Linked DNA regions of Homo sapiens: all the other regions are linked to region 3. Evidence: chromatin contacts called from ENCODE Hi-C or POLR2A ChIA-PET data. All regions are on one chromosome and are shown on one strand. Each heading gives the region's core, a stretch centred on a gene start or an enhancer-like site at or near the end of the contact. The rest is flanking DNA. Distances are from core to core; before and after follow the strand shown. Region 1 holds the start of STAT5B (signal transducer and activator of transcription 5B). Region 2 holds the start of GPATCH8 (G-patch domain containing 8). Region 3 has its middle 28 kb from the start of LINC00910. Region 4 holds the start of HEXIM2-AS1 (HEXIM2 antisense RNA 1). Region 5 holds the start of FMNL1 (formin like 1). Region 6 holds the start of MAP3K14 (mitogen-activated protein kinase kinase kinase 14). Region 7 holds the start of DNAJC7 (DnaJ heat shock protein family (Hsp40) member C7).

Region 1 (3,771 bases), core at 739-3,238, 1.1 Mb after region 3:
TGCATTCCTAGAGCATAGCATTTGTTCCAAAAATATTTATTGAGTGTCTGTTCTGGGCTTGAACACGAGTAGGAGGATTTAAAAGTGAATAGCATATTGCGTCTGCCCTTGGGGACAGAGACAGAAACATGAAAACATGAAATTGTCCTTCAACACAAGAAGTGCTGTAATAGAGGCATGAATAACGCGGTGGGAAACAAGGAGGGAGGTCATGCTGCCTGAAGCAAATGTCACCGAAGGGCAGACATCAAGAAGGCAGGACATTCCAGGCAGAGGGAATAGCATGTGTGCAGGGATGAAAGCTCACAAGAAAGAGAAACATGAGTCAGGTGCGGTGGCTGATGCCTGTAATCCCAGCACTTTGGGAGGCTGAGGCGGGCAGATTACGAGGTCAGGAGTTCGAGACCAGCCTGGCCAACATGGTGAAACCCCGTCTCTACTACAAAAATACAAAAATTAGCCGGATGTGGTGGTGTGCGCCTGTAATCCCAGCTACTCAGGAGGCTGAGGAAGGAGAATCACTTGAACCCAGGAGGTGGAGGTTGCCGTGAGCTGAGACCGCACCATTTCACTCCAGCCTGGGCAACAGAGAGAGACTCCGTCTCAAAAAAAAAAAAAAAGAAAAGAAAAAGAAAAGATAAAAGAGAAATATGGAGAACATGGAGCACCTGAGTGTCAAAACATCATGGGCAGTAACTGTCAGGGAGATTGCCAGAGAGCTCGGGGTTGGTTGGCGCATCCATCCTGCTTCCTGCTTCCTTCTCTGGCCTCCAAGCTCCCTGAACCTACTCTGTGCAAAGCACTGTGCCAGGTGTTGGCCCAGAGTATGGGACTGCAGCAGTGGCCTGGGTAGCGGAGAAGGGTTTTTTGACCAGCTGGAGACCTTTGTGGCTGGTGTCATTCTGGAGGTGAAGAGAAGGCCGCTGGAAAGAGCTGCCCAGGGAGGACTATGGGAGAACTTGCAGCTCTGGGCCATCTCTGGACATGAACGTTTTGCATACACACAGGGGAGCTCTGTGTGTCTGAGTGGGGGCGGGAGGGGTCCTTCTCTCTCTTTTGGCCCCTGCAGCTTGGCTTCTGGAGCTTTCCTATGTCTTGCTTTAGTGCTAGCCCTTGGAGGGTTGCCAGGGAAACCGCTGGCCAGCTCCGGGAGATAGACGTAGCAGAGGAAAGGAGAGTGGGTGACTCAGCCTGGCTTCCCACAACCGCAACCCCCTCCTCAGCACGTGGAAAGGATCTGGGGGACCCCCTTCCCCTGGATCCTACAGATGACCCTGTTTATTCTTTCTTCTCTAGAGAGAGCAGTCCCTCCCGCAGCTCTGACTGGTGGGAGCCAGCCAGATTTTCCCAGGAAGGGAACCGGCCCCAGGCGCCCCGTCCCCCGTAGGTTCACCCTGGAACTCGGACAGGTGAATTCGGCCTGGGCGAATGTGAATTCCTGCCGTGCCCATGCAGGCGGCAGGAGCCCTGGCTGAGACGCCCTCCCGGGGGCAAACCCAGGATAATTATTGATCGGGGCCCCTGTGGACTTCTGACCTCGGCCTCGGCGGGAGAGGACCCGGAACGCGGGCCTGGGCTCCCAGGGAGAGAGGTGGGCGGGCCGCGGAGGGGGCCAACCAAAACGACCACGACAGTGCGCCCTAGCCCTGCTAGTGGTGGTCGACCCAACCCAAACAAAGCAGCATGTGCTTGCGGTGCGGCGTCGGCTAGGGAGCCGAGCCGGGAAGACACCCCACCGCCGCAGAAAGGGGGTGCGCGCGGCGCCGGCACCGGCACCGCCGAGCGCGCCGCCACCTCGGGTGTGCCGAGGGGGTCCGGGTCCTTCAAGGGCGGTCGCGGAGGGGGCGCGAGGGACAGCGGGCTAGCGAGCGCGCGCCGGGCGGAACCAGGAAGCGGGGCGCGCTCCGGGTTGCCAGCGGCGCGCGTCCCTGGGCCTCCGCGCGTGAGCGGCGCGCGCGCCCCCGCGGGCCCCGGCGGGAGGAGAGTCGGCGGCCGGAGCCGTCACCCCGGGCGGGGACCCAGCGCAGGCAACTCCGCGCGGCGGCCCGGCCGAGGGAGGGAGCGAGCGGGCGGGCGGGCAAGCCAGACAGCTGGGCCGGAGCAGCCGCGGGCGCCCGAGGGGCCGAGCGAGGTAGGAGCTGCGGGGCGAGCCCTGGGCCCGGGGCCGGGGGAGCCAGGCCGGGGAGCCAGCCCGGGCGGGGCCCGCGCTCCAGCCGCTCAGCCGCCCGTCAGGGCCGCGCCGCCGCCATCACTCCCGGGCCGCGGTGGTTGCGCGCTGGGCGAGGGGCGCGCGCGGGGAGAGGGGGTCCGGGTTGGCTGCCGGGGAGGCTGAGGGCAATGCGGGGTGCGCGAGGGGGACTTGCGAACGCCGCGGCGCCGCGGGGGGCGTGCGCTTTAAAGGCTGCGTGCGCGTGTGCTGAGTGGGTGTGTGGGGACCCCGCGCCGACCCCATAGGAGCTCAGGGGGCTGCTGTCAGCCGCCTCACACCTTCACGTTGCAATTCCGAATATCCCCAGCCGTCTTCCTTGCTTTAACTTCTTTCTTTCAAAAGAGGTTCCCGGGACTCCGGGGATGGGATGAGCCTGCGGGGGTGCCTGGTGCGGTGGGGGGTATTAGCAAAGCTTCAAGAAACAGGGCCTTATAAGGAATCAAGACAACAAATACGAACGTTTCGATAAGACTCTGGGGGGCGGGATCCCACATCAGGACCCGCCAGGCCTGGGCTCGTGCGTGTGGCCGTGGGATGCAGTGTGCTTTTTCTTTCTAGTCAGGGATAAAGGGTTAAAAGTGCTCCTGGTGTCGGGGGGTAGATATGGAGAGTCGGAAGGGGAGTTGTATCACAAAAGCTGGTCTGAGGCTAAAGGAATCTGGCAAGATGGTCGGGGTGAACAAAGAGGAAAGAACTCACACGGAGCAAGAGGCGGTTGCAAACACTTGTAGCCAGCAGTGATGGAAAAGCCAAAGAAGAAAACCAAGTGTCAGCTTTTAGAAAGACGGGATTAATGAAAAGCACAAGAATTTTAAAGACTAAAAGAGATACCGATTCTCTCTTTGCCAAAGAGCCAGAGTCAGTTCTTTTCTTCTTGGTCCCTGTGATCCCGCCATACCTCGTATCAAATAAATAGTGCCAAAAGTGGGTCAAAGAATGTTAGAGCTGGAAAGGAACCCAGCGATGATGCCATTCTTTTATTGTACAAATGAGGAAACTGAGGCCCAGATAGGTGGAGTAAGTGGCCTGCTCAGGTGACACGGCTGTTTGTTGAGTATCCAGGGATTGAAACTTCAAGGACTCTGAGATTCGTGCTCTTCCCAAAGCATCGTGCAGTATACAGATCTTTGCCTAGATACAATTCCATACATTTTCTCTGCAGTGTCCTCAGGGAATGCCCTTTGAAAGGGCCAGCGTGACACTGAATATCATACTTGGGCTTATGTCATTTTTTTCAGTCTTCAAGTGGTGTTTATGGTCTGCTTGGATCTTAGGTTTCCAAAGCTGTTGGATAGCCGCCTGGGCCATAATAAGCTTTCAGCTGTTGGGTCTACATTATTTCAAATAATTTTGTTATCTTTCAATTAAGGTAATAGAACTGTGCCTCTCTCCCCAACATTCTATTGTTGTCCATTTGCTTATGTTATATTGCGTTATGTTCATTGCCTGTGAGTTCCTAGGTGAGGATGTATTTTATTGAGTGTGCCTTTCATGTTTTAAAATTTCATTTTGTAACACTGTAAATATTGGAGTGGTTCTGATCACTTCAAATGGGGAGAATC
Region 2 (4,099 bases), core at 1,155-3,654, 1.1 Mb before region 3:
GATGGGGCTTCCTGAATGATGGACTTCTCTGTGGAGTATTTGGGCAGGAACATGATCTTTATGTAGGAAGACACCTCCCTACCCTCACTCCCATTGTTGGTACATGAAGCATTTTCTTCCCTAAGCTAGTCAATTTTCTAGAGAGGGTTCCTATGTTCTTTTGTTGGAGAAGTCAGACTCTCTGGCCAGAATGGAGGCTTTACCATATCCTCCCATTTTCAGCATGGTTGCTCCTTCTCACCTATAAAGTCCAGTCTCTCTGGTTCAGCCTTTCCAGAGGGAAAACCTCTAGTTTGCTACCTGGGTGGGAAAAGAGACATCGAATCATCAGTGGCACCAGGGGCTTCTACTTCCTGAGCCTTTCTGGTGCACTTTAGCATTGATCAACTTCTTTCCTGTCTTCTCCTACTCTATGACTTCTTTTTCTCCACTCTACTAAAGTCATTTCCATTTATCTGTGCTCTCTGGCCTCCAAAATGTTGACATCTGTTGTCTGCCATTGTCTCTTCTCCAGGTCTCTTTGTCCATGTGAATTTATGCACTTCTTATTCCTCTGCTGTCATTTCAGTGGGCTTTTGAGAGGAAGAAGAGGTCAGTGTGATGTGTATCCTCGTGATTCAATCTTTCACGCTACCCTTAAGTCTCTTTACAATGTTTGAGCCAGGCTCGGTGGCTCACGCCTGTAATCTCAGCACTTTGGGAGGCTGAGGCGGGCGGATCACAAGGTCAGGAGTTCCAGACCAGCCTTGCCAACATGGTGAACCCCGCCTCCACTAAAAATACAAAAAAAAAAAAAAAAAAAAAAGTCCGGGCGAGGTGGCTCACGCCTGTAATTCCAGCATTTTGGGAGGCCGAGGCAGGCGGATCACGAGGTCAGGAGATCGAGACCAGCCTGGCTAACACGGTGAAACCCCGTCTCTACTAAAAATACAAAAAATTAGCCGGGCTTGGTGGCGGGCGCCTGTAGTCCCAGCTACTCGGGAGGCTGAGGCAGGAGAATGGCGTGAACCCGGAAGGCGGAGCTTGCAGTGAGCCGAGATCGCGCCACTGCACTCCAGCCTGGGCGACAGAGTGAGACTCCTTTTCAAAAAAAAAAAAAAACAAATGAGCTGGGCTTAGTGGTGGGCGCCTGTAATCCCAGCTACTAGGGTGGCTGAGGCAGGAGAATCTCTTGAACCTGGGAGGCGGAGGTTGCAGTGAGCCGAGATTGCGCCACTGTACTCCGGCGACAGTGCGAGACTCCGTCTCAAAAAAAAAAAAAAAAAAAGAATACAATGTTTGAATTCTGTGTGCCCTGCCTCCCCTTAGATGGAAGCGTAGGCTGAAGCATGGGTGGGGCAAAGGGTAACAGCTAGAAAATACACACCCTTCCTCAAAAAATTACATTCCATTTGACTCTTTCAGGGCAGGGTAAGACCCATTTTTCCATTGTGTGATTTCTGTCAACTACTCTTTTCAAAAGGAGAGAAGTCCTGCCACCCTTCTATGTGTTTTATGTATTTTGGCTAAGAGTCCTGGAGCACTGGGTGAGGTCCTCAGAAGGGATGGAAAAATCCGATTCTTGACTCTCATAGTCAGCGCTAGGCAGGAGCATCAGAGATTACTGAATCCAATTTCCCTATTGTATAAAAAGGAAACTGAAGCCCAGAGAGCTTTAGTCGATCTGGATCAACTTCGGTCCCTTGTGAAATACTTCTCTCAAAGGATGGCTCGAAGTCAAGCTCCTTGCAGTCTTTGGGCCTTTGGGTCTAACGTTCCCTATGCCCCAATGCTGTAGGCTCCTCGCTGTGCCTCGGTCAAAGGTCCTTTCAGAGACTGTCCCTCTCAGCACTGTGGCCAGTTTTACTTTTTTGTGGCACTTGTTGATATTTAAAAATATTTATTTTACGAGTTATGTGAGTTCTTCCACTGGAATGAAATCCCCATAAGAGGAGATCATTCCTGTCTCGTTCACCGTTGAATCCTCAGGGTGAGCTGAGATTCGAAGCTAAGCAGTCTGGCTCTAAGGTCGCGCTTTCGGCCCAACATTATGCTGCTATTTAGTGAAGACGATGGACTTCTGCGCACACGGGGAAGCAACAGTGAGAAAAGACACCCGGAAGTGAGCAACAGCAAAACATCCAGATTTGTCCGCACGGTGCCCCCTCTGACCTTTCCCTCCGGAAGCTCTCGCGGCTCTCGGGCGGGAGTGCGCACGCGCGGCCACCGGGGTCGCTCCGGGTCGCGCGCGGAGCAGGGGCTAGAGGGAAGGGTCAGCCTCCAGGGCTGGCAGGCGCCTGCGCCGCGGGGCTCCCGTCAGGACGCGCATTCTCGCTCCCTCCCTCGGCTGCGCGCGCCCGGTGGGCGTGGGAGGAGGCGGGGAACCGGGGAGGGGTGGGTGTCGCAGGAGGGAAGGAGCGAACCGGAGAGCGTCGTCCTGAGAGGAGTGAAGGCGGCAAAATGGCGGACCGCTTCTCCCGCTTCAACGAAGACCGAGACTTTCAGGTAAACACGGGCGTCGCCGAGGATGCGGGGAAGGCGCTGGTCTAGCCCAGAACCTCCTTCATCTCCGGCTCCCAGCCCTCTTTCCTTCCAGTTTTGCTCCGACTTGCGAACCAGCTCGCTCTTCTCCCGTCTCTGCTTTCTCAAGAGGCCTCCCGGCTTGAGGGAGGCCGCATCTCCTCGCACCCGCATTCTCTTACCCCTGAAACTCAGGCCGCGGGGCTTGCGGCTTCCGCCTGTTTGGCATCGGATTTCGGAACCGGGCCTGAGCGCCGTGTGAGGGGCTGTGCCCTCCAGGTCTGCCCGATCTGTGCCGGCGAAGGGCTGGCTCCCAGGGGACAAGAGGGGTGGTTGGGTTGGGCTGAGAGGGCTTGGGGGAGAGTATTGCTGAGGCCAAGGCTTCCGAACCCCGGGATTTTGCTCTCACGGATCCTTTTGGGGTCCTTCTCTTTTCTTTCTTCACTGTGATAAATCAATTCCTTTCATTGTCTGCTTTTCCTCTTCCTTACCTGGGAAAAGGTTGCCTTCGCTATCAGACGCCTTATTGGTTAGTCATACATTGAGATTTCGCGGGGCATAAGTGTTGCTGTTATTAGGCTGTTAATTGGGCTTGGAAAGCAGTAAGTTACTGGACTATGATCCGATGTGAGCCTAACCTCAAATCCTATCTCGAAAGATTTGTGAGAAGCGTGATGATAATAGGCCGTCCACGCATGGGGTCACTAGTGCCAAAAGCTTGATTTTTCTTTCTTCAATTGCAAATGTTAGTATGGAAAAATGCCCTTACGATGGCAAGCTCTATTGAGTAAAAAATAAAGGCCAAATTAGAATAACTTGTTTTTTCGCTGTTGAAAATACCTTTCTGTTGAAATTGTTACCGCGGAAATCTCGAAGACTAAAAGGGATTTAGTAGAGATTGGCTATTTCTAGGTAAAATACATCCGTAGAGTCTCAAAAAAAAAAAAAAAACACTGCATTACTACCGCATATCCTGGCAACTGCAATTTGGGTCGGGATGAATCTCAGAACTCAAGTTTTTATCCCGCTGCAGATCCTACTCAAAGCAGTACGAAAGCACTCTAGATGTGTTTCAGAAGGCAGTTTAAAGAGTTTGAATTCCCTGAGATGATAGGATTGGTAAATAAATAGGTAAAGCAGTTTAACAATTTTAACTCAGCACTGTTAACAGTCTAGTACATAGAACGCTTATGAGAAGTTTTGCAGCAGTAAGGGATCTGGGGGCTGTTAAAAAGCCTTGTGATCATGCGCCTGCTGTATAGCTGCAGCACAATACAGGAGAGTCTCAGGATGTTCTAAGGATATAATGCAGATTCACCAAAGTTTGAAGCAGTTCATGTTAGCCTTTTGATCCCTGAGAAATATATATATATACACACATATATATATATTAGCAAGCACTATAAAATATGAGTTGGCTGCAAGGTGTATGAGCTTTATTGATTTTTAAATTACCGGTAGAGACATACTGATAACTAAAGCCCGCAAATGCTTTTCAGAGGAGAGAATAATCTCAAGGTGACCTAATAAAATCGAAAATAGATAATATGGACAGTTAAGTTTTGAGGGAAGATGACTGTCAACCACAGAATTCCAGCAG
Region 3 (3,094 bases), core at 595-3,094:
AGAAATGGCTAGAGGGACGAGACCTGAGTACCTGTCTCCATGTGTGCAGCTATACAAAATATGTAATTGCCGGGCGCGGTGGCTCAAGCCTGTAATCCCAGCACTTTGGGAGGCCCAGGCGGGGGATCATGAGGTCAGGAGATCGAGACCATCCTGACTAACACGGTGAAACCCCGTCTCTACTAAAAAATACAAAAAATTAGCTGGGCGTAGTGGGGGCGCCTGTAGTCCCAGCTCCTCGGGAGGCTGAGGCAGGAGAATGGCGTGAACCCGGGAGGCGGAGCTTGCAGTGAGCCGAGATCGCGCCACCGCACTCCAGCCTGGGCGGCAGAGCGAGACTCCCTCTCAAAAAAAAGAAAAAAAAAATGTAATTAGACGTCTGTAACACATGTAATAAAGCAAGTACAGCAAGATGACTTTAGGTGATGGGCATACGGGTGTTCACCAAACAATTCTTTCAACGTATGTGTGAAAAAAAGTTTAAAGTAATGTTGGATGCCAGCTAGGTCAGGACGAGATGGGGAGGGGGAGGGGGAAGGGAGGGGGAGGGGATGCGGAGGGGAAGGGAGGCGGAGGGAGAGGGGAGGGGAAGGGGAGGGGGAGGAGGAGGAAAGAAGAGCCTCCTAGAGCTCTTCGTGTCTTTTCCGTTGTGGGTTTTTCCTCCTGAAGGGCAATGAAGCCGAAGGAGCTTTCCCAAGATTCCAGTGATTTACAGGCGCTTTTCTGTTCAGTGGTTGGCAGGCAGGGCACGGCGGGGCATGCAAATTTAAAATGGCTGCTTCTCTCGGGAGTTATGGGAGCAAAAAAGGAAAGTGAATATCCTCCAAAATAGTAACAATATTACTTACGCAGGTGTTCAGATTTGGATAAAGATACACAATCTCAACGTAGGAGAGAGAGTTATTCAGGGTGCTATCTGTCACCCTGAGGTTAGGATGTGTGGGAGAAGGAGTACAGTGGCCGATCGTTAACATTTTCGTTTTGAAAACGGTGTTGATACAGTGGAAGGCTTGTGGTGTTGCTGGCCCTTGATCGCTGGAAGGATTCCGAGGTGTAGTTTTCGAAGCGGGAGTTTTGTTCGCATTGGGCGCTTAGCGTCTGTTACTGTCGCTAACGGGAGATTGTCAACGTGTTTGCATTGGGCCATTTGCATCAGTTGGGACCGTTGTTACTGACCTCCTAGGTTGTGTGTTGCGTTTACACGCTTAAATCCGGGTTTCACGGTCTCTTAGTACTCGCGTATTTAAGCTCATCGCGCGTACCTTACTTCTACGCGTTCACGTCGGTTCGTCCGGGCCTATCAGCGCCGCTGCTTTTAAATTGGCCGTGTGCGCTTTACGTTTGCACCTTTACGTCGGATCACTGGGGTCCATCAGCGCCGTAGTTTTTGAGCTGGCCGGGCGTGCTTTCGAGCGCTTAGTTGCTTTCGGTTTCACTTGGTTGCGGCGTGACGATCATTGAGTTAAAGGTTACTGCACTCACTTCAGTCGCCATCGGTCTCCGTAATCTGACTGCCCTTTGCTATTACTTGCTTCACTCACATACGATATGCGGACGGTCCTATTTAAGTTGAGCGCCCATACTTCACTATCCCAAGTGGGACTGCTTTTTCATTTACGTGTCTCTATCCGAGGCAGTATAAACATCTTTCCATTCAAGTTTACCGCATGTGTTTCACTATCGAGAGTCGGACTGCTTTTGGATTTACGTGGCTTTGTGGGATGCGGTATGAAGATCGTTGCATTCAAGTTTACCGCCTCTACTTCACTGCAGAATCTGACTGCCGTCAGATCTGTATGACAGATTGTTGCATTCGTTTTCTGCGGGTACGTCACTATCCAGTCTACTTTTTCCATTGACGTGGCTGAGTCATATGTAGTATGACTGTCAGAGACGTTGGAACCTGAAGCGACCCCATTTTGAGTGAGGGCTAGAAAAATGAGGCCGGGACTTACGGGCCTGCATTCTCAGAAGGATATTCCTAGCTTTCAGATACTTACGGTTAAGGGAACAAATTAATGTTTACTGAAGAGACCCGAGTGTCCAGATAGCTGGATATCTGGAGAACAAAGGCGTTCCTAATTTTGCTTTAAAGGTAGTAATAGGGATTCTTGCAAAATGTAATAATTAAAGTTAATTATCACAAACCCTTGTAACAGAACACCTCTCCCCATGTGTACAAGCATTGTACCTAGGGTGGATACGTTCCTTCTCTTAGTTTCAGGAACGCCCTTCTCTGTCTGTGGAGTAGCTGTTCTTTCACCACTTTACTTTCTTAATAAACTTGCTTTTATTTTGCACCGCGGACTTGCCCTGAGTTATTTCTTGCGCGAGACCCAAGAACCCTCTCTTTGGGTCTGGATCGGGGCCCTTTTCCTGTGACGTATTTCTGGCCACCACAGATGGGACTATAGTGCTTTGGGGAAGTGTTGGGGTCCTATAACATATTTCTGGCGAATGATGGAAGGGACGATACTGAAGAAACTCCCCCAACCCAAAGGAAGTAGACTGCAGCACTGCAGTAGTCAGTAGACTGACTTTGGGTAAGTGGTGGAGTGCCCGGGTAAAGAATGGGATTGGGTTAGAGGCCCAACTTAATGGAGTTAGAGTCTTTCCTAAAAGAGAGTGGGTTAGAGGCCCCTCTTAATAAAAGGCAAGGACACTTGACCGACCTCGGGTTAGAGGCCCGACCGAGGAGGGTTAGAGGCCCCTCCCAGTAAAGCCCCTCTCGGCTAAAAAACAGGTTTGACACCGCAGGCTATGCTCTTTGTATTAGTCTGCCTCGTCCTCCTTGTCTTGGTTGCTGTCTCCGTTTCAGTGTCATTTTCAGGAGACTTCATTTAACTGGTCTTAGGGATTTTAACTGATTCTTCTCCTATGTCCCTCCCGATTTCTGTCCGTTTGCTTGTGAAACACTGGGAACCAAAAGCATTGGAGGATCCGGCTCTAAAATTGCTGATTGAGATTTGATATTTAACAGCTATGAGCAGTAAGATTCGATAGATGTGGTTGTGTTTTGTTGCTGCTGTGCTGAGTGTGATTGAGAAGCACTAGGATGGAAATCAGGGGACTTTTCTCCTTGCTGTTTTGTTTG
Region 4 (3,692 bases), core at 7-2,506, 1.8 Mb before region 3:
CTTCTGTTCCAAATCTTTCAGCAGACGCCTGGAACTAGTGACACCTGCTTTGAACAACAACAGAAACCTAAATCCTGAAGGAACGTCAGGAATACTCTGGCTGCCCAGAATTGTTTGCCCAGGCAGTGGCAGCCATTTTGTACCCCAGCCCTTCATACCCTTATTCTCAAATGCAGGCCCCGAAGGCTGCCTCCACCGCTGGTTTTCACACCTCCAGCCAGCAAGGGGCCAAATGGGATTCAGGGGCCGTCTTCTCTGTCCTGCTCCTCGGGTCCCTCACCAGGACTCATGTCCTGTACTGTCCTCCTGGAAGTCACCGAGGCCCAGGTTGGCAGCCAGGAAGCCAGGTGTAAGTTTTGTTTCCCCAACCACCAAAGGGGCAAAGGAGGACTGCCTGGGGAGGCTGGGAGTGCAGCGGGGCTGCTGCTGCCACGGGAGAACATGGAGCAAGCTCACGAGTCCTTCCCCACTGTCTCCAGTGGCCCCAATCTTGATGCAGCCCTGCACCCCCAACCTTCTCCCCAAGCTGGGCTCCAAAGGCCAGAAGCACAGCTGGGACCTGGGCCAGCCTAGTGCTGAGGACTTTTCCTCTAAGGTCCTGGCCTGCCTCCCTCCTTCCTCTCAGAAAGGGAAACAGGAGAAAAGGGGAAAGAGGTCTTTGCACTACATGCAGCTGGGAGGGAAACCCAACTAGGATAAGGATGGATTTCTTGGAAGAAGGGAGACAGTCATGGAAAGAGGTTTTGCAAAGGTGGAACTGACCTATTCGCTGTCAAGGGCTATGCACACCACTACATCTGTGTGCCTTTCTGTGCGACTGCCTGTCGGTGCAATTCCCAACGCCTGAGCCCTACCTCTTGCTGCAGTTGCAGCAGCTCTGGTCAAGCCGCTCAGGCCACTAAGATGGGGGGGAAGAGAGAGCCTGGACGCGCGGTGCCTGCTGGGGATTGTAGTTCTTCTGGCCTGAAAAGCGATCCAAGGGCCTGTAACGTCAACAGCCACACCCGAGACTCCAAAACCCATCTACCCTTGCGCGGGGGCAGACCGCGCGCGCATCACTGCCTTCTTTGATTGGTCAAGCCTTCTGCCAATATTCTCGCTTTTTTGGCAACGATTAGCTGTGAGGAGGCACAACTGGACCCGCCTTCTCCGAACTCAATTAAAGAGTTCATTGATGGCGTTAATCTTTACGGGGCAGAAAATAGATCCGGCTAAGGTGGGCGGGGCAGCAGGCGCGGAGGGATCCTTGGCCTTTGAGGAAGGCGACGAGAAGCTCGGCGGCCATCGCCGCCATTTTGGGCTGGGAGGAGGCAGCGGAGGGACTCGCTGCGCAGTGAGAGCACCCCGTGGGGGGTGGTCCGGGCGCGGGGAGAGGCCGGGCCGAGTGGGCTACCTGAAGTGGCGGCGCCGGGAGACGGCGGGAAGTGGGACCGGGGGCCAGGGAGGGTGAAGGTTGGAGTCTCCTCGGCCGAGCCCGGTCCTCAAACCGTCCCGGCAGCCCCGCAGCCTCGCCTCTCACAGAGTGCGGGGTTCTTCGGTAATTACCGCGTGTTTCCCGAGACCCCAGAAGGGGAGAGGCTGGTGAAACGGCTTCCCTCTGCGGTCTTTCCACAGGGGCGCGGATCCTGAGGCCGAGCTCTGCCAGCTTCCCTCCCCACCCCCATTCGGCCTGGGTATGGCGGCGAGGCCCCGCACAGAGGGACTCCCACTTCGACTGGAGAGGTGGGGGCGACGCCAGATTCCAGAGGCTGGCGCCGCGGGGGAGGGCGGAGGTCGCAGGTCTGGCCACAAGTCGGCGTGGCAGTCAGCTGGAGGCTCCGAGAGCGGAGATCCCAGTGCACCCACCTTACCTCGCTTACACCAAAGCGCCATCTCGCCGCCCGGGTTGCGAAAAACCACGACCCTCTTAAACTACTGTAGCAACCACTAATTCCCCCTGGGAGCAGCTAGAGAGGGGCACTTGGAAACCTTCACGAGCTCGGTGCCTGAAGGTCTCTGAGGCTCTTGCCCTCAAGATCTCTCCCATTCAGCCCCGATTCTCCGGACAACCTGACCTAGCATGTCGCCAGCCTCTTGGTGAAACGCCTAAAGTGTGCTGCCCCACTTCTCTTGAAAGTTTACACCGAAGGGATGAGGTTTTGCCCTTTACAGGGTTGGGGCACAAAGTCGGAGTCGCTGCGGCTCCGAAATAGAAACGGAGTTGCCCATTTCGTATGCTTCATCAACATCTGCTTGCATTTTGAAATCCTAGTCTTAACTTTTACACAACTTTTAGAGAAATGGCTGCCCTCCTAGAGGGAAAAACGAACTACAGTAATTCCAATTCCAATGTAATCTTTGTAAGACTACAAAATCTTTCCAGTTTAAAGATTTTTCTTTTCCCACAGACTAAACAAAGTCAGAGTATTTTGTGTTCTACTGGTGCATTGTTACTAGGTAACCTCAATTTTTTGAAATTCCAAGTAATTGAAGGATCACTTTTGTAGATCCTAAATGCTACCAAAAAAGAAACCAGTTTTTATCTACTTCATATGTATAGCGTTTAAGAGATGAGGAGACCTGCTTTGAAAGAATAAACTCTTAACCTTACATTATAGCTGTAGCAGCTTCTTAAAGATTGAAGTTTGATGTGAAGTTCTTTTATTGAATTGCAGGTTAAACCATCTTACTTCCTACTGCTTGAAATCTAAATCCAGAGAGATTTGTGGCTCAAGGATATCTTCAAATAAAAGTTTTATTGCTAAAATGTCAGTTAAAATTATGCCTAGGTAGGTGCTGAAGTAGGAGAGGCTTTGACGTAGCAGAGTGACTGGCAGTGAATTTTGTGGGTACCTTGTGATGAGTCTTATTATCAGTTACAAATGGTCAAAACATGCCTAAGCCTTCAGCCTTACTAAAAGTTTAACAGAACTTGGCCTGGCGCGGTGGCTCACACCTGTAATCCCAGCCCTTTGGGAGGTGGAGGCGGGTGGATCACCTGAGGTCAGGAGTTTGAGACCAACCTGGCCAACATGGTGAAGCCCCTTCTCTACTAAAAATACAAAATTAGCCGGGTGTGGAGTTGCGTGCCTGTAATCCCAGCTACTCGGGAGGCTGAGGCAGGAGAATCGCTTGAACCCAGGAGGCAGAGTTTGCCATGAGCCTCTCACCGTTGCACTCCAGCCTGGGTGACAGAGTAAGACTCTGTCTCAAAAAAAAAAAAAAGTTTTCCAGAACTGAAGTTCTGCTCCTCCTATTAATAATTTTTCTTCAGTTGGAGTGACAACTCCATAGCATTAACTTTTTTCCCTCTGCTCCCCAGATGTTTTACAACTGGATTACAAAATAGGATCATCATTGACTAGGGTCCTCAATCCAAAACTGGAACCACTTACTCCTAACTGAAGCTTCAGTACACTTGATGCCTACTGTGGTTTGATTTTTTACCTACATATGACATGTTCGCTCTACACTGATCAAGAGATGTGAGTTTAAAAAAGCTAACTAACTTGGTAGGACTTAAATAGTCATAGGAACAGAAAAGGCTTTTAAAGACGATCTTTGTGGGTCTTCTGTCAAGAATTTAATGGAGGATCCTAGACACTTGGGATTCATCCTCCATTATGAAGTAATCTAGTGAAATTTTTGGATGCTACTGAGTGGCAAATACTGTACCAGCAGCAGAAATTTGTTACTCATTTGTAAATGAAACT
Region 5 (3,770 bases), core at 545-3,044, 1.9 Mb before region 3:
TGTCTCCTCATTCTCCCCCCTCCCCCATCTGCTCAGCTCAGCTCAGCTTTGTGAAGTCCTATGCTTGGGGAGCGGGGAGCAGGGCAGGTGGAGAGATGGAGAAGTCAGGGGCCAGCCTGGTGTGAGGCGTCCCTCAGTGTCCCTGCCCTCCTCTAATCAAGCAAGGTGTCTTCACAAGGATGGATCCCTCGCCACCCCATAGCTCCTCCAAACTCCCCCCAGCCTTCTCTTGGGAGAGGACAGAAGCCAACATTTTCAGGAACTGTTAGGAGGTGACCCTCTGGAGCCATGCTGAGGATCTAGCACGTATGGCCTAATGACCAGCCAGGCGAGGGGAAATGATGTCAAGGAGATGGAGGGCCACCAACTGAGCCAGAACCCTCTGCGGCCTGTGTCTCCGTTGAGCCCCCACCCTCAGACCTGCAGGGACTGGGAAATGCATCTGGGAGAAGGCACAGCCTCATTTTGCCTGTCACCCAGCGTCCAGCAAGGGAAGGCTGACAGCAGGCAGGCCACCAGGCAATTAGTTAGAGGAGGGAGCCAGGGCCAGGGCGTCGGGGGTGGGGAGAGTGAGAGTGAGCAGCTCTTCCTCTCCCTACTTCTGCCTTATGCAGGGTCTTGGAGACCCCTGAGTCTGCTCTGGAGCCCCCACCCCACTGAACATGTTGACTGTTTCCAGGCTCGGCCTGAGCTGCTGGTTCCCTCCCAGAGACCTATTCCCCAGCGACCCCGCTCCAATTCCCCAGGTAGGCACAGAGGGGGGTGGTTCCAGATTTTGCTCCACCCCTAGCCTGGGCGACCCACCCGTCCTGACCCCACCCTCCCTCATCTTACTCCCTTCAGTGGCTTGGAAAGGATGCCCCAAGATAAAGACCCACAGGCACCCTGGCTCTGACATATGGCGGGGTAGAAACACAGATACCTCCTGGCCATGATCCGACAACCCCATTCCCCGCAGCCCAGGCGCCCAACAAATCAGGACCCAACACCTCCAGCAGGTCTCCCGCTCCCGGGAGGTTGTAACCCTTTCATCTTTGACTCCAGACACAGAAAGGCAGATGCCCCAGACCCGCGCCCGGTGGCTGGGCCTGCGTGCAGTGGGGAAGGGGGCGACCCGGGACCCCTGTGCGTGCCCCGCTCCCAACTTCTTCACAGGACATACTTGTTTAGACCTTAAGACCCAGCTGGGGTGGAGGCGTCTTAGGGAGGGAGACCGGGCGATAACTGAAGAAAGTTTTGGGGGGAGAGTGCTAAGTCACTCTGAAAAAAAGGCCACTGTCGCTCCCACCTCCTGGAGGGGGCAGCTGCCGGACCGGGGATCTCCAAGCGGCACCTGAGTCCCCGGGGGCGGGGACGCGCGCCCAGCCCCTGCCGCGCCCCTGCCGCCCCCCGCCCGCGCCCGACCCGCCTCCGGGTCGCACTCACCAGGGCGCGGTTGAACCTCTCCTCCAGCTCTCCGGCCGCGGGCATCGGCTGCTTGGGAGGCGCGGGCTGCTTGGGGGGCGGCGCGGCGGGGCCCGCGGGCTGCTCGGCGCTGCCGGCCGCGTTGCCCATGGTGGTCCCCACCCAGCCGGCCAGGCGCCTCCAGCCTCGGAAATCCAGCTTTCCGGGGGACGGGGACGAGGCTCCCGGCCCGGGCGGGGGCGAGGGGGCAGCGGCTGGCGGTGGCGGCGGGGGTCTCGGCAGCGGGGGGCGCTCGGCTCAGCGGCGCGCAGGGGCCGGAGCGCGGCGTCCCATCGGGGCGGCCCCGTCCGTGGGACCGGGCGGCGAGCTGCAGGGTTGGGGGAGGAAGTCAGGCTGCAGGCCGCCGGGGCCAGAGGGCTGGGCCGGGGGCAGGAAGCTGCGGCGCTGGCTCCCCCCTCGGCGATTTTCGAACTTCTGCTGTCGCTCCCCGTGCGCGCAAACCGCAGTTCGCCGCCGCCGCCGCCGGGCACCCAGCCCCAGGGGGGCGGGCTGGAGGGAGGGGGCGGGCGCTGGCCGGGGGACCCCCGCAACCATGGCGGGCGGGGAGTGGGCTGCCGAGCCGCTTCACCTGCCGCAGAGGGGGCGGCCGGCGCCGCTTCACCTGCCGGAGCGGGAGGCCACCGAGGCGAGGCCGAGGCGGCGGCGCGCTCGGCGGCGCCTCCGGGTCCTAGAACCGCATCCTCCCGCTCGCCTCGGGCGAGGGATTGGCCGGGTCTGGGTGAAGGGGATCACGGCCTGGGGATTGGAGGGGCACATCTTCTCCGCACCGAGGATCTCAGCGACTGCGAGCACGGCTCGGAGACCCACGGTGGTGCAGCGTTGGGGCGCCAGGGCTGCGTTCCCGTCTCGCGTCCCGGACTGAGAAGGTGGGAACCCCCTTCCAGGCCCCCCACCTTTTATTTCTCTCCTCCCCTGCTTAGCCCAGAGACGAGCTGAGGACGAGGGGGAGCCATCTCCAAACAGGAACTCCTAAACAGGGTGGGGGGCGCGGACGCAGGCCAGTGGAGACCCCCGCCACCTGTCCCACCTCGACCAACCGTGCGCCTGTGCAGGGCACCCCTACAGGTTTTAGAATGGGGGCACCTATGGAATATGGCAGGCTGCGAGAAGCTGGGCCCGCCAAGGTGGTCCCAAGGAGGAGTGGGGGGTTGCGGAAAGGAGGATGAGAGCCAGCCACAAGGCTGGAAAAGGAGTGGGCACCGCAGAGGAGGGAAAAAGAATCTTGACACTGTCACCGCCAGGGATCTAGGGGGGCCTCTTACCTTGGAGAATAACAATCTCTGATGTCTGCTAATTACAGAAATACTTTCAGAGCTCTTTCATTCATCCTGACAATGGCCAGAGAAGGTAGGTATTGGTAGCCTTATTTTAGAGATGGGGAAACTGAGGCTGAGAGTAGGTAAGTAAGCTGTCCAAGGGCACTCAGCTAACAAAGGACAGAAGCAAGCCTCCTCACTGTCTACCTCCAAAACCTACACTGGCTTGGAGTTGCTGTCCTGGCCCTCCACTGCCCATCTCATGTAGGACGGGAGAGTATGGGGGGCTGGGGTCCCATCTATAGCCTGAATTTGAGACTTTCAGTTGCTCCTCTCATTCCCCATTTAATTTGTGGGGATCCCCAACTGACCCCTCCCTACACTTCCAGGGCACTGAGGAGGGAGGGCCCGCTGAAGGAGCCCCGAATTATCTCTAGGCCAGGTCAGGAGCCATTAGTGTCCCCTCCCCTGACAGCATCCTCCTCCTTCTGCCCTCACATTCAGAGCCACTGACAAGACTTTAAGCAAGAGACGGAGAGTTAACATCTAATCTGGAGGAAGACCCTGGAAGGAGCCAGCCCCTTCCCCCAGGCTGACCTGGTTTAAGCCTTTCTTCTGCCAAGGTCACCAGCACCCCAGATGGGTGAGAGATGTGATCACTGGTTTCGTGGCCTGACCAAGGACCTCCAAGGTGAGTCAAAGCAGAATTCTCCTTGGGCATGCAGGGAAAATGATCCATTCCCTGCACACTGCCATATTCTCCTTCTCAGACAGACCAGAGCCTTGCCCTTGGGTCCTTGCCCTTGAGATTAGCTAGGACCTCCTCCTCTTCTTCTCCTTCTTTCTTCTTCTTCTTGTCTCTATAAGATAACTGTCGTGGAAGACTTTTTTTTTTCTTTTAAGATGGAGTCTCTCGCTGTTGCCCAGGCTGGAGTGCAGTGGCTCGGTCTCAGCTCACTGCAACCTCCACCTCCCAGGTCCAAGCAATTATCCAGTCTCAGCCTCCTCAGTAGCTGGGACCACAGGTGCGTGCCACCACACCCAGCTCAT
Region 6 (3,752 bases), core at 245-2,744, 2.0 Mb before region 3:
GAAAGAAGAGTTCAGCTTCGGACTGTCTGCAAAGTAGTCTCAAGCAGATGGTGGTCTTTGCTCAAACACTTCCAGAGATGGGGTGTTCCTTACTTTTCAAGACAGCCTTGGGTGGGGCCTGCCTATCCCCGGACTAGAGCCACTCACCACACCTACCATGGACCCTTCATGGAAGTGGGATGCCCAGGGTAGGAGTACATCTTTTATTTTGCAATAAAAAAAAAAGTTTGGATTTTTTTTTTAAAGGACTGCCTCACTCTGTTACCCAGGCTGGAGTGCAGTGGCACGATCATGGCTCACTGTAACCTCAGACTCTCAGCCTCCCCTCTAGCTGGGACTGCAAGTGCAAACTACCACGCCTGGCTATTCTTTTATTTTTTTGCAAGGACGAGGTCCTTGCTATATTGCCCAGGATGTTCTCCAACTCCTGGCCTCAAGCGATCCTCCTGCCTTTGCCTCCCAAAAGCGCTGGGATTACAGGAGTGAGCCACCGTGCCTGGCCTGGAATTTATTACAAATAAAATACAAGCTCAGTGTGGAAACACTAGATAATACAGAGGGGCAAAAGTTAGAAAAAGTTTCTATACCTTCCCTACTCCCCACCCCCGACCCCCATTCAGAAAGAAGCACTGTTGACACTTCAATGCATATTCTGAACTCCAGGTCCTTTCTTTGCATACATCAAGCTCTCATCCTCTTGCTGGCTCTGTGGTCTGCAAACCCAGAGAGCAGATGCTTTGCTCAGCGCTCGTACCACGCCACGCACCCACATGCTCTCTTTGTACCTGGGTTTCAACCCACAGGTCGGGCCCCTGTAAGCCCTTGGCTCCCCAAGCTTCTCGAGGGCAGGCACTGTAACCTTCTTTACTCATTCCAGGGATTCTACAGGACCAGGCACACGGTAAGAGCTCAATAAAAACGTCTCTACCCCCACCACCTCCCGCCTCAGCCGCCACCGCTTGGCAGCAGAGAGGAAGCGGAACGCGCGCGACCCACGAGGGAGAGCGCCTCGCTGTCTCCAAGGTAACCGAAGTCAGTGGCAGGGAGTGCCCACGCATGCGCACACTCGCCCTTCCTTCCCGTAACCTCGAGAACGCAGCTGGTAAGACTGCCAGAAGCCGAGGGCGCATGTGTGGTTCCACCAACACCCTAGTCGCCTCCGCCTTCTGTCAGTCCGCCCGCCCAGCGATCTCCCTTCTACAAACATCGTCCGGAAATAGTGCCCATTTCTGGAAACCAGGCCTCGTTAACCAATCGTTGCTAGGGAGCGGGAAGACGGGCTTGCCGGGACGACCGTCTCATTGGTTGGCGTAGGGGAGTGGGCGGGGCCACGGGTCGCGGTGCGGCCAAAGAAAGGAGGCGCGAAGCGAGGCAAAGTTACAGCCTCCGGGGGAGGCGTGGCCCCGGGGGCGGCCGAGAAGGCGAGGGGGCGGAGCCCGGGACCGGGGCGGGGCGACCACGGGCCGGGAGCTCAGCGGTCGGCGGCCGGCGGCGGGAGATCGCGGGCGAGCGGAGCGCAACACTCGCTTGGTTGGGGAGATCGGCGCTTGGCCGGTAGGTGACGGGGCGGGACCCTGGGGCCCGGTGCGAGGCGACCAGGGAGCGGCTGGGATGGATCGCCTCTCAGCCCCGGGCTGGGCTGCGGCCTGGCCCCTCGCCCCGGAGCAGTGGGGTCGGCGGCCAGGCCAGCGCAGTCCGACGTACCCCGTCCAACCCACTCGCAGCGGTCCGCGGGCGCGCCCTCGCACGCGCTGCCGGTGCCGCGCTCGCCCCGGGCCTCCAGGCCGCGCACTCCTGCTGGCCACACGCTGGCTCCGAGCGCGCGCAGGGGCCGCCTGCTTCCCCTTCACTAGTGCCCCGCGCCGCCGCCAGGCCCGCCCGCCTGCTCTGCGCCCCAGTGCCCCCAGGATGGAGCTCGCCTGCCGCGGGGCGGACGTGTCTCCTGCAGGAGTGCGCCCTGGCATCTGCCCTGGCGTGAAACCCTCCCGGCCTTTCATGGGAAGTTCTCAGGTCACACCTCAAGGCGGGGAGCAGGAGCTAAGCCTGTCCTCAGCATGCAGCGGGGCAGTGCTGGCCGCCCGCAGCATCCTCCCTCCGCCCTCGGACCCCAGTCCTCCTCTGTAATTCTTCTGGGCTCTCCAACTCGGGACTTTATCTGTCGGTTCAAATATAACATTCCCATCTTGGAAACCCATCGTGGCCCTGGCATCTTGCAGCCACTGGGCACCAGGCAGAGAGGGGCCACTTGTACGTACGTTTCCCACCTGCCCGGGAGCCTCCTTAGTGCTGGGTAGCTTCAGAAAAAGTGTTTCCTTCCTAGTCGAGGTTAAAAAGTTGCTCTCGGCCCTAAAGGGTGGACTGGAGGTATGAATGAGGGAGAGGATAAGTGGTGAAAAGGTACATACATCAGCAAAGTAAATGGTAAAACTACTTTTGATCGCTGGAGACAATGAACACCAATGACTTAATTAAGGACTTTAAAAGCACATGAAATTAAATGATTAGAGTGAGGTCATGATATAAAATAGGAGTCTGGAGTTTATTCCAAGAAAAATGTTGGAAACCCCTTGACTAGAAACATGGTCTTTCTGAAAGATTAGAAGGAGACAGTATCTTAACATTAGTGATGTGTTTTTTGCTTAGTGTCTTCATACCTGTGAGCTCCGTTTTCCTTCAGATGGCTGTGTGGTAAGACAGATTGTAGTGTCTTGTTTTATGGGCGAGGCACCTGAGGCAGGTGTGTATGAGGGAGTGGGGGTGGTATATATCTTGCCTGATGCCTCATAGCTGGGACTAAGGATGGGTCTTTCCCAGAATCCTAGATCAGGACCACATTATAGAACTGAGATGCAGAAAGGAGGGAGAAGTTTTTGGTGTGGTTTTTATGCTCTTAATGTGAGAGGACACTTAAAAAGTGCTTGCCTTACTTTGGTTGTGTTTGGATTTACTCTTGGTGTTTTTTAAGTGATATCAATCAGTTTCTTTGGAGCGATGCCAGACCTCTGAATTTTTCAGACACCTTTCGGACATCCTTATTTATTTTGAAGGGTGTGGAGAACTTCTCAGAAGATCTCAAAATAAAAGTAATCGTCTCTGACTCTAATTTTAGAGATAAGTACCCAGGTATGTGTACCAGCTCTTTGTGAAATCAGACAGCAAGACGCTGCCAAGCTTCAGGCCATCTTCTGAGTGTTTTCTGATTATAAGAAGCAGTTCTGAAGGGGGTTTTTTGTCATTGGTATTGTCTGTTAAGAGTTTGTGGGAGCGGCACCACAGAGACCCTGCCAAATCAGTCTCCCTCTATTAAACAAAAATGTCTGGTTGGGCTGTTTCGCCTCAACAGATGAAGGTTTGGTTCCTCATTTTGGTTCTCCTGTTGAACACTGACTCCTTTGTGATCTGCCTGGAATATGTGTATATCATTTACTGCTGAGAAGATGGCTTGCGCTGATTGGTTGTCCAGCCCTCGGCAACTGTTGTGATTTTTTTTTTTTTTTTGGTGATTGATAACAGTTCATCCCTGGCTAGGGTCTGGTGAGAGATCTGCGGAGATGTGAAAGAGATGAAAGCTTTATCCAGGGTTGTTTTCTTCGTTGTTGGCACCCTCTGAACAGTGTTGTATCACTTTGGCCTGTGAAGGCACTTTTAACTTCCTATTTTTTTTCCTGTCTCAATGGACAGCACATGGGCTTTCCTAACAAGCCTGCCTGCCTCGATGAAGAGCTGACAGATTCATATTGGTTGGTTTGACA
Region 7 (4,093 bases), core at 1,547-4,046, 1.3 Mb after region 3:
CCGGACGAGCCTCGCCTCCCAGGTCCGTACCTCCCGGGGCCCCCGCAGCACCAGCCGGGCCCTCCGAGCTCGCGGGGACCAGGGGAGGGGCAGCGCCGCCGCAAAGGCTCCAGTCTTCCTCCAGAGTCGGTGTAGGCTCCTCCAGGCCCCGCCCCCGCCGCCTGCCCGCTCCCCAGCTTCCGTCAGGCAAGACGAATTCCGGCAGCGGAGAGAGAGCGCGGACCGCGCAGCTCCCCCAGAGGCCGGCGGGAGAATGACGGCCAGGACCTGGCCTGGGTGTGCGCGGGAGCCCAAGGTTCTAGACTCCCTGGACGCGGGCCGCTGGGTGTTCTGGTGTCTCTGAGGCCCAGATGTTCTCTCTGTAAAGGCGATCAGAGTACAGTAACTCTTCGTTTACTCAATCATTTATTCGTCAAATGTTTTCTGAGCATCATCTGTCTGTGCCTGGTGCAGGGCCATATACTGAGAGAAAGTGGACGAGTTAGACATGGTGGCTGCCCATCAGAACTCACGGTCTAGAGAAGCTAGATGTCTAACAACTACTGAGGTGCTGTGGAGCACAGCAAAAGGGCATTTAACGTTGAGTCAGCAGACACTGAAGGGCCTGGGGGAAAGGGTGTTCTAGGGTGGAGGAAACGGCTACAAGTCATGGCATTTTCTGAAACTATGAGAACTTGGGTTCAATATTGGTGGTAGAAAGGACCTAAATATTGGTACTCAAATTAAATTATTTAAAAAAAGAAACAGATAATCAAAGGCTTTGTGTGGTAGGCCAAAGAGATCAAATTGACGGCAATGGAAAGCCATTGCCAATGAAGAGACATGATCAGTCCCTGAGGAAGGTCACTCTGGCAGAAGAGGGAAGACTGAACAGAGATGAAATTAGAGACCGATTAGGAGACTATTGATGTATTCCAAGTTTTTTTTTCTGTTGTTTTGTTGTTGTTGTTGTTGCCGTTTTTGAGACAGGGTCTTGCTCTTTTCTCCATGCTGGAGTACATTGGTGTGATCATAGCTCACTGCAGCCTCTAACTCCTGGGCTCAAGTGATCCTCCTGCCTCAGCCTCCCAAATAGCTGGGACTACAGATGCATGCCACCACACCCAGCCTATTCCAAGATTTTAAAAAATGATGAGCGCCTGAATCGGGATGGAAAGGTGGAGATAGATTTGGGAAATATTTGGTAGGAGAATCAACAAAACTTGGCAACAAATTGGAAGCCAAGAGTGAGAATGGTTTAATCCATTTAACAAGATACGGAATTTAGGAAAGATAATAATTACATCCAACATTTGTTTTTTCTGTTGTTGAGGTGTGGGTAGACAATGAAAAAGTTAAATTTAAATATGGTAAGCCTTGGGGATTTGTGAAACATACAAGAGATATCCAGTAGATAGTTGGATATACAGCTGTGGAAGCTGAAGAAAGGTCTAGGTTGGAGATATGAAAAGTTGAGAGTCATCAACAGATGGAAGTAAAGCTGTGGGAATAAATGAGTTGCCTTAGATAGAACATAAAGTGGGAAGATGGTGAGACAGGTTGGCTAGCATTAGACTGGACTATGAGCCACTGGCAGGCAGGGCAGGTGGTCTGTAAGTCTTGTGCCCTCACAACCTAGCACAGAGTAGGCGTTTTGGAAAGGGCTGAGTGATTGGCTCAACGAATGACCCCTCCTTTCCAACCTAGTGAGCTTGTCCTATCCCTCCCTACTCAGTGGTCGCTGTGGTTTCAGCTCCCTCCACACTGGGATAGGCAGAGTATGAGCATTGGCACATGCTGTTTTCCTGGAACAAACAGGTAAATCCTTTTAAAATTCCTTTGCCCTCTTCTTATTTTACTCTTAGCTTTACATTGTAAAGCTACTCCTCATACTCCTCCAATTTAACCCCAGAAAGCTCCAATTTAATTCAGCTCCACAAATAGTCGTTTGGGTGAGGGAATAACAACAAAGACAGTTAAACTGTGCCCTTGTCCCCTATGAATTCTCAATCCAGACCGCATTCGGCAAGGCAAGCGTGATGAGTAGAGAGTTTATATAAGAGGTGGGAGTACTGGGGACACAAGAGCAAGGACCTCACCCCGCGAGCTTCCTTATAAACTCCAGGGCAGGGTCTGGGGCGCCATGTGTCAGCTTTCCTAGGCTTAATGCTGAGATGGCACTCCCAGGCGGCTGACATGAAAGGAGCCTTGTAAAAGGGTCAGCGTCATTAGGGTGATGAACCAGTTGGTGTTTGGAGATCCGGAGTGGATGAAAGGCGCAGGGTGAAGACGCCCTGCGTTCCCCTGGCTTGACTGGGCAGGGCTTCCAGAGAACGATGAAAGCTGGGGGAACTGAGCTCAAAGTGTCTCTTGACTTTCCCGGGAAGAAGCTGTGGACACACTCCAAGGTCGGAAAGGTAGCAGTGGGGACTCCTTCCCTACAGAGTCTTGGGTCACCTGGTCCCCACGCAACCCAGACTCCACGGAGCCTTTCAGGAAGACTCTCTAGGATTGGAAGTTGCTATGGCAATGAGGCTCTTGGAATACTGAAAGCAGCCAAGCCCTAGAGAGGCTACCACCGGTACACCCCGCCTTCCCACCCACGGGTAAAGTGGCGCCGCCTACGCACCGGCACAGCCCCTGGGCTCCCGCCCCGGCGCGGAGACCACCGTGGACATCCGGGGGCGGGAGGCCGCTCTGGCCCCAAGCGGAGCCTCTCTCTGGTAGACGAGCCCGAGGGAGCCCTTCTGGGCGCGGCGCCGCGGAGCTGCTCTATGCTCCAACCGGAAGTGCTCTTCACCGCCGGCCTCCCACCCAGCTCTCTGGTCCCGGCGGTAAGATGGCGGCTGCCGCGGAGTGCGATGTGGTAATGGCGGCGACCGAGCCGGAGCTGCTCGACGACCAAGAGGCGAAGAGGTAACCGGGTAGCAGGGTAGTAGAGGAGGCGACCTGCAGCTCCGTGGCTCAGGGAAACTCGTTCCTGCCATGATGCAGCCCCCAGCTGTTGAGGCGATGCCCCGCCCTCCGCAAACACCCCCCCATCTGAGATCAAGGCCGGATGGACCCCCTGAAGGGGCGCTCTTGGGGGTCGGCCTTCCTCTCCCGCTTCCGCCTGGCGTAGGAGCTGAGGCATGGCCTTGTTCTCCAGCTGAGAGGACGATCGTCCTTATAGGAGAGGCCGAGTCTCCGAGGGCAATTTCAGAGGTCTGGTGCGAGGTGGGGGAAGCGGCGCGGCGTCGATGACGACTTCCTTACATCGCCCCCGACCCCCGCGTTCTCTTGTTAACTTCTGTGCATTGTTGCCTGTCTGCACTTTCCGTCTCCAAAACCTTTGCTCTCCTCACCCCGTTTTCCCTTGTAATTATACCCCAGCGATCACTAGTCTGGGTTCGAAGTGATTGTGTGTCTCCATAATTGACCTGGTTGCCCCCGGTTATCCCAGAAGTCAAAGATGACAGAGAAAAAAAGGAAGAGCGAGGGGCTTATCTCGTGTTCTCTACGTCAGACTCCTCTTCCCCTGTCCTTCCTGGGTGATCTTTATCCTTCCCAGCACTGTTCTTTCTTAAGTTAAGCACCAAGGAAGAGGGCAACTGCTTGGGCGCTGTTGGCACTCCGAAGCAGCCGCAGTGGTTCGAGATTGCCAGTCGGACTAGCCAAGGGAGCTGCTGAGTGAGTGGTTTTCGAGAACGCTCTAGATTCTGGCAACAGTTAGGCCAGATTATTGGAAGTGGGGTTGGAACAGAGTTGTGGGTAGTCATACTTGTTCTAATCCTAAAGCAGAATTGACAAGAAGGTTCTAGAAGTTTGGAGCCCTTTCCTTATCAGCTGCGGGTTAGTCTGACCCTTTTGTTCAAGATATCTACAGTGCCCTCAGTCTCTTTGCAACATACTTTATATCTTCATACCAAGCCCGTTGTGTCTTCAGGCTGGGTAATTTGAGGCGGTGATGTAGAATTAGTTCATGAGATCTGAAATCAGGATTCTGAGATTTTTACTATCTAATGAGTTCGAAATATAAGAAGTACTCGGACGCAATGAATAGTTATCAAGCTTGAGGGTGGTTACCACAGCCAGATCTCAAGTTCCTGATCTGCTGGGAGCTGAGGGGCCTGAC

The links. A loop is a pair of places that touch in the nucleus more often than their neighbours do. ChIA-PET counts read pairs that join two places held with the same protein, here RNA polymerase II (POLR2A). Pooled maps may share reads with other maps.
Region 1: a pooled map shows a loop between it and region 3 (3-fold over the local background). The contact joins the promoter of STAT5B here to the enhancer-like site in region 3. A Hi-C loop is called at or near these places in 2 of 50 pooled maps. POLR2A ChIA-PET finds 5 or more read pairs at or near these places in 3 of 52 experiments (CD4-positive, alpha-beta memory T cell, activated CD4-positive, alpha-beta T cell and activated T-cell).
Region 2: a pooled map shows a loop between it and region 3 (4-fold over the local background). The contact joins the promoter of GPATCH8 here to the enhancer-like site in region 3. A Hi-C loop is called at or near these places in 5 of 50 pooled maps. POLR2A ChIA-PET finds 5 or more read pairs at or near these places in 2 of 52 experiments (GM10248 and PC-9).
Region 4: a pooled map shows a loop between it and region 3 (9-fold over the local background). The contact joins the promoter of HEXIM2-AS1 here to the enhancer-like site in region 3. A Hi-C loop is called at or near these places in 1 of 50 pooled maps. POLR2A ChIA-PET finds 5 or more read pairs at or near these places in 3 of 52 experiments (B cell, OCI-LY7 and activated CD4-positive, alpha-beta T cell).
Region 5: a map of natural killer cell shows a loop between it and region 3 (10-fold over the local background). The contact joins the promoter of FMNL1 here to the enhancer-like site in region 3. A Hi-C loop is called at or near these places in 1 of 168 maps with a recorded cell type or tissue (natural killer cell), 1 of 37 single-sample maps with no recorded cell type and 5 of 50 pooled maps. POLR2A ChIA-PET finds 5 or more read pairs at or near these places in 1 of 52 experiments (AG04450).
Region 6: a pooled map shows a loop between it and region 3 (3-fold over the local background). The contact joins the promoter of MAP3K14 here to the enhancer-like site in region 3. A Hi-C loop is called at or near these places in 1 of 37 single-sample maps with no recorded cell type and 5 of 50 pooled maps. POLR2A ChIA-PET finds 5 or more read pairs at or near these places in 1 of 52 experiments (Caco-2).
Region 7: a map of naive thymus-derived CD4-positive, alpha-beta T cell shows a loop between it and region 3 (7-fold over the local background). The contact joins the promoter of DNAJC7 here to the enhancer-like site in region 3. A Hi-C loop is called at or near these places in 1 of 168 maps with a recorded cell type or tissue (naive thymus-derived CD4-positive, alpha-beta T cell) and 7 of 50 pooled maps. POLR2A ChIA-PET finds 5 or more read pairs at or near these places in 1 of 52 experiments (HEK293T).

What each region holds. Positions count from the first base shown.
Region 1 is chr17:42,274,608-42,278,378 of GRCh38, reverse strand. STAT5B (signal transducer and activator of transcription 5B) reads left to right here and starts at 1,988. Exons shown (of 19, transcript NM_012448.4): 1 at 1,988-2,131. RefSeq lists a silencer at 1,746-2,355.
Region 2 is chr17:44,501,711-44,505,809 of GRCh38, reverse strand. GPATCH8 (G-patch domain containing 8) reads left to right here and starts at 2,404. Exons shown (of 8, transcript NM_001002909.4): 1 at 2,404-2,484. The coding sequence starts at 2,440. RefSeq lists a silencer at 2,121-2,470 and an enhancer at 2,571-2,670.
Region 3 is chr17:43,359,246-43,362,339 of GRCh38, reverse strand. No RefSeq gene overlaps it. Among named protein-coding and RNA genes, the nearest start is that of LINC00910, 28 kb to the left of the region's middle. RefSeq lists silencers at 517-616, 1,067-1,126 and enhancers at 1,377-1,556, 1,602-2,297. Within about 2 kb of position 1,844, at least 38 of the 41 ENCODE cell types and tissues checked have a DNase peak (open chromatin) inside an H3K27ac peak, as active enhancers do; they include B cell, OCI-LY7, PC-9 and 1 more, where a contact is called at or near this core.
Region 4 is chr17:45,159,102-45,162,793 of GRCh38, reverse strand. It overlaps HEXIM2-AS1 (HEXIM2 antisense RNA 1), which reads left to right and starts at 1,256. Exons shown (of 3, transcript NR_186789.1): 1 at 1,256-1,333; 2 at 3,302-3,464. HEXIM2 (HEXIM P-TEFb complex subunit 2) reads right to left here and starts at 919. Exons shown (of 4, transcript NM_001303441.2): 1 at 763-919; 2 at 159-306; 3 at 1-44. RefSeq lists enhancers at 680-809, 820-1,019, 437-1,052, 1,170-1,399, 1,053-1,668 and 1 more.
Region 5 is chr17:45,219,909-45,223,678 of GRCh38, reverse strand. FMNL1 (formin like 1) reads right to left here and starts at 1,794. Exons shown (of 27, transcript NM_005892.4): 1 at 1,426-1,794. The coding sequence starts at 1,554. FMNL1-DT (FMNL1 divergent transcript) reads left to right here and starts at 1,914. Exons shown (of 3, transcript NR_147507.1): 1 at 1,914-2,330; 2 at 3,225-3,411. RefSeq lists enhancers at 255-755, 756-1,256 and silencers at 1,103-1,397, 1,320-1,429, 1,710-1,759, 1,770-2,219.
Region 6 is chr17:45,314,762-45,318,513 of GRCh38, reverse strand. It overlaps MAP3K14 (mitogen-activated protein kinase kinase kinase 14), which reads left to right and starts at 1,494. Exons shown (of 16, transcript NM_003954.5): 1 at 1,494-1,554.
Region 7 is chr17:42,016,142-42,020,234 of GRCh38, reverse strand. DNAJC7 (DnaJ heat shock protein family (Hsp40) member C7) reads left to right here and starts at 2,796. Exons shown (of 14, transcript NM_003315.4): 1 at 2,796-2,895. The coding sequence starts at 2,819. It overlaps NKIRAS2 (NFKB inhibitor interacting Ras like 2), which reads right to left and starts at 145. Exons shown (of 4, transcript NM_017595.6): 1 at 31-145. RefSeq lists silencers at 1-261, 2,488-2,637 and enhancers at 2,748-3,157, 3,228-3,277, 2,388-3,587.